2 separate regions of the Homo sapiens genome follow, and region 1 is linked to region 2. Evidence: read pairs that join two places in POLR2A ChIA-PET (ENCODE). Cell type or tissue: Caco-2. All regions are shown on one strand. Region 1 overlaps RNF157 (ring finger protein 157). Region 2 overlaps GRIN2C (glutamate ionotropic receptor NMDA type subunit 2C).

The links. ChIA-PET counts read pairs that join two places held together with the same protein. Peaks named below come from ENCODE experiments on the same cell type or tissue, not always from the same donor. Only the 100,000 strongest peaks of a DNase experiment are listed, where the experiment ranks them.
Region 1: POLR2A ChIA-PET joins it to region 2 with 7 read pairs; 1 of 35 experiments calls an interaction of 5 or more read pairs at or near these places.

What each region holds. Positions count from the first base shown.
Region 1 is chr17:76,219,852-76,222,351 of GRCh38, forward strand. The region is part of intron 1 of RNF157 (ring finger protein 157); the gene reads right to left. Among named protein-coding and RNA genes, the nearest start is that of RNF157, 19 kb to the right of the region's middle. In Caco-2, no CTCF peak of the experiment used is centred here; a DNase peak (open chromatin) is centred at 1,070.
Region 2 is chr17:74,850,996-74,853,495 of GRCh38, forward strand. It overlaps GRIN2C (glutamate ionotropic receptor NMDA type subunit 2C), which reads right to left. Exons shown (of 13, transcript NM_000835.6): 3 at 1,018-1,616; 4 at 582-696. Among named protein-coding and RNA genes, the nearest start is that of GRIN2C, 7.6 kb to the right of the region's middle. RefSeq lists a silencer at 1,468-1,527. In Caco-2, no CTCF peak of the experiment used is centred here; a DNase peak (open chromatin) is centred at 1,536; H3K4me3 peaks cover 1,821 bases.

The sequences.
Region 1 (2,500 bases), 1.4 Mb after region 2:
TCCGAGAATGTGGCATTAAGCAGATGAGTAATTATGTGATTTTCAATTTTATCATACCTAGCGTATTGAGAATCAGAGAGAAAGTTAAAAAAAGCCAAGGTTAAACAAAAACCATATAGTCCTGAATTTGTATTAGAAATATCAATAAAAATGCATGATGTGTATTTTATCTTTACAAACAATGTTTCCTAGCTTGGGCCACTGAAAAGGCCTAGAAACATAGACCAACAAAGTAGGAGGGGGTGCCGCTAGCATCCAGCCTGTAAGTCTGCAAAAGTCATTCCCCACTAACAGGAACAAGGGCTCTTTGGAGGCCACATTCCAAGTCTGTGGCAGGAAATACACAAGATGGGACTAGAACATCTTGTCATACCAGATAACAAGGACGCTCTCTAAACCTACTAGGGTCATATCCAAGGGACTCAAGAGCTGACTTAAAGAGGTTCCCGCAGAGCAAAGATGGAATATATTAAGCTTCATCAGGATAATAAGGGCAAGGAATAAGTCTAAGTCAATGAGTTCGTAATGATATCTAAAAAAAAAAAAAAAAAAAGGTTACCTTTGAAGGATGCTAGTAAACCAATTCATTATTTTGGAAACTAGCAATTAAAGGGAAAGCCTCAAGCATTTATCTTGCCTTTCCTACATGAACTGTACCTCTGGGTGAGTGAATAATTAATAGATGAGGGGAGGCCGGGTACCATGGCTCACACCTGTAATCCCAGCACTTGGGAAGGCCTTGAGCCCAGAAGTTTGAGACCAGCCGAGGCAACATGGCAAGACACTGTCTCTACAAATTTATTATTTTTTTTTTTTTAGTTAGCTGGGCCAGGCGCAGTGGCTCACGCCTGTAATCCCAACACTTTGGGAGGCCGAGGTGGGTGGATCACGAGGTCAGGAGTTTGACACCAGCCTGGCCAACATGGTGAAACCCTGTCTCTACTAAAAATACAAAAATTAGCTGGGTGTGGTAGTGTGCACCTTTAATCCCAGCTACTCAGGAGGCTGAAACAGGAGAATCACTTGAACCGGGGAGGCAGAGGTTGTAGTGAGCCGAGATTGCGCCATTGTACTCTGACCTGGGCAATAAAGTGAGATGCTGTCTCAAAAAAAAAAAAAAAATTAGCCGGCTTGGTGGCAAGGGCCTTGGTCCTAGCTATTCAGGAGGCTGAGGCGGGAGAATTACTTGAACTCAGTAGGTCAAGGCTGCAGTGAACCGTGTTTGCACCACTGCACTCCAGCCTGGGCAACAGAGACCCTATTTCAAAACAAAAAGAAAAGGTAGATGAGGGAAAGTTTCTCTTTACAGAAATATTCTAGCTAATAAACAAAGAAGGAATGATAGGATTAGAATGTAAGTCTTAATAAATTAATAAATCATCCATTACCAAACCTCTCCCCCACAAAAAAGACAACCAGATACACGCTAGTGACAGCAAATACAACAAAGTAGTCTTACCAAAGTAAGTAGCTTCAAATTTTAAAGCTTTAAAAAAAATGAACTTGATCAAGCTGCTGAAACCAGTTAACCACCAGCTTATAGGGAATAAAACAGAACATGATTAATGAGAGTTCAAGGAGGCAACTGGCAAAACTCAGGCTGCAGAAAACCTTAACAAGAAAAATGACCAGGTTTCCTCAAAGAATATATTGTAAGGGGGGAAAGTATGGCAACAGAAAATCCAAAGTACAGACTTTATTTTATTAAACCCTTTAATTTCCAAATATTTTACTGTATACAATCAACAAAAACCAGGACTTTCTTGGTACCAGCTATTGTTCATGCTCCTTCATTGGTTCTTCTAAAATAACTATAAGAAATAAAATACAAGGAAATAATAGATGTTTAAATCATATGGGTTCACAGAAGTACTATTTATAATAATCAAAAGGTGGAAACAAATGTCAAACAACAAATGGGTAAACAAAATGTGAGGTATAATGTGTCCGACATATGTCCTTACAACGGAATATTATTCAGCCATAAAAAGAAGTGAAGTTCTGATACATGCTACAACATGAATGAACCTCCAAAACAGTATGCTGAGACAAAGAAGCCAAACACAAAAGGTCACATACTGTAGTATGATTCCATGTATATGAAATATCCAGATAGGTAAATCCACAGAGAGAGTAGACTGGTGATTGCCAGGGGATGGGGGCAGGGGAGAGTGGGGACAAACTGCTTAATTGGTTTTATTTTGAGGTGATAAAAATGTTCTAGAGGCCGGGCGCAGTGGCGCACACCTTTTGGGAGGCTGAGGCAGGTGGATCACTTAAGGTCAGGAGTTCGAGACCAGCCTGGCCAACATGAAGCAACCCCGTCTCTACTAAAAATACAAAAATGAGCTGGGTGTAGTGGCACACGCCTGTGATCCCAGCTACTTGGGAGGCTGAGGCACAAGAACAGCTTGAACCTGGGAGGCAGAAGTTGCAGTGAGCTGAGGATCGTGTCACTGCACTCCAGCCTGGGTGACAGAGCAAGACCCCGTCTCAAAAA
Region 2 (2,500 bases):
CTGTACTGGTCCCCCCTGACTTTGACAGAACGTCCTTAGCTGAGCACTCAAGGCCCTTCATGCTCCAAACCCTTCTGCCCCTCTGTCTCTTCCAGGCTAGCACCTCTTCCTGGTGGGCTCCTACTCAAACCTCCACAGCCCAGCTCAAATATCCCATCTTCTGGGACCTCTTTCCCAGTTTCCTCCTTTGAAGGCAGAACTAATTCCTGTTCCTCATCTCCAATCCCACAATCTTTTGCACACGTCTACTCAAGCACTTGTCCCTGCATATTGTTTACAAGCCTGTCTGGCCAGCATGGTCATGGGTTACTCCTGCAGGGGCAGGACCAGGAGATAGGAGCGCTTGAAATGTTCTATAGTAGAGGGAAGCCGGGGTGTTATGGGAGCCCAGAGCAGGGCACCTCACCCACCCCGGGGCACCTGGAGGCTTCCCAGTGGAGGAGATGTTTGTTTCAGCTGAGACCTGGAAGATGAGGGGTTGGATAAGGGACAGAGGGACTCTCTGCTCAGCTGTGGGCACAAGAGGAGGCGGGGACAAAATAAGAGGACACTGAGGGCCCCTGGGCTCACCCCCTTCTCACCATCTCCCAGAGGCGGTGCCGGTTGAGGGCGATCACCACCATGGTGGGCTGGACCAGGTACCCACCAGGGCTGAAGGAGAAGTCTCGGCCCTCCCAGGTGACATTCAGTAGGTGCCTGCCAGAGGGGAGAGATGCCTGCAGCCCTGCCAAGGACCAGGCACCCCCTGCCTCTGCCTCACCGCCGCCACCGACAGCAGGTGGCATTGATTGTGTTTATTGTTCAAAGTGCTTCCCTATATTGGCCCCACGATCCTTGCCACACCCTGACACCTGCTGTTTGTTCAGATGAGGACACTAAGGCCCAGACAGGTGGGGTAATGTGGCCCCAGGCACGCAGCTAGTGGGAGGTGTGGCTGGCCAGCCCAAACTCACTGCCAGCCAGCTCCCCCGAAGCGCTCCCCACCTCCCTACCCCTATGCCCCGGGCAGGTGCCCACCTGTAGAAGGCCTCCCGGGCAGGGCTGACGGGCCCAGGGTGAACACGGCAGTCCCCGGCCGGGGCTGGCAGGGTTCCATGCTGGCGCCAGTAGCTGTGGGCGCCCAGGGCCAGAATGGCCACGCCGTCGCGCACCTTCTGGCGCAGGCTGAGGCGCCAGCTCTCGGTGACGACGCTGATGAGGCCCACGGGGAAGGTGGCGGGGGGCGCATCGGTGCTGCCCAGCGCCAGGTTGGGCACCAGCCACACGTGGCCGGGCCCCACCAGACCGGCCTGCGCCGCCTCGGCGAAGAGCACCTCGGCCTCCTCGCGCGAGCAGTAGGCCACAAACACGGGCGCGTCGAGCTGGCGCAGCAGGCGCTGCGTGCGCGCGCGCGGCCCTCCCGGGCCCAGCTCCAGCGTGACCACGTCCAGCAGCCGCCAACTCACGTGGCTGGCGTCGGCGACGGCGCGCACGCCCTCCAGGAAGAGCGCGTGGCCCGGGTGCAGGCTGGTGATGACGGCGAAGGCGCTCCAGTCGTACTCTTCCAGCACCTTGAACAGCACCTGCAGCTGCTGCTCCAGGGACACGCCCAGCTGCAGGAAGGCGGAGCCCGGCTCCTGGGGGCGGGCGGGGCCTGAGCGGGGCGGGAGGGCCGAGCCCCTCCTCCCGCCCCTTCCCCGACCTCGGCCCCTCCATCAGCTCCCAGGCGCCCTTGCGCCGGCGGATGCTCCGCATTCCGGGAGCCCTCTGGCCTGCGCCTCCCTCCCGCCCCAATGTGGTTCCCCGCTGCCTAGTAGCATGGTCATGCCCGGCCCCCAGCCCACCACGCTGGCCCGCAGACCCGCAGCATCAGCACCACTGGGGAGTTTGTCAGAAATGCAGATTCTCAGGTCGCACCCCACACCGACTGGATCGGAGTCGCTGGGTATGCCGCCTGGCATCTGTATTCTCACAAGCTCTTCAGCCGATCCTTGAGCCCGCTAGACTGAGAAGCGCTGCCCCAGACCAACTGAATCTGAATTCCAGAGGTGCAAAGCCAGGCGTCTGTATTTCCTAAGAGCACGATGAGGGTTGAGAGCCAATGTCCTGAGATCTTATGCCGGGGCCCCAAGAGGACGGGGAAACGCCACCCTGGTTGAAGCCCTGAGGGTGGGAAAGCTCCTCCTCTCCACCCCTCTGCCACCACAAAAACCCAAGGCACTGCCGGCTGGCACCGGGGCCAGCGCAGTCCCCTCGTAACTGGTCTCACTGCTGCCACTGTCCCAATCTTTTAAAAAAGCAAATAAGGGAAAATTCAGAGGCCAAGCAACGCAGTTTCTTCAATAAACAAATTGCAAGGAAAAAAGAGAGACAGACAGAGGAGGGGCCCAGAGGTTGAGAGAAACTCAGAAGCCACACCAACCAACCGGCACGTGTGGACCCGATTTGGCTCTTAATTCGAGCAAACAGGCTGCAAAATAAACACTTATGACAGTTATGAAACAATGGGGAAATTTGAACA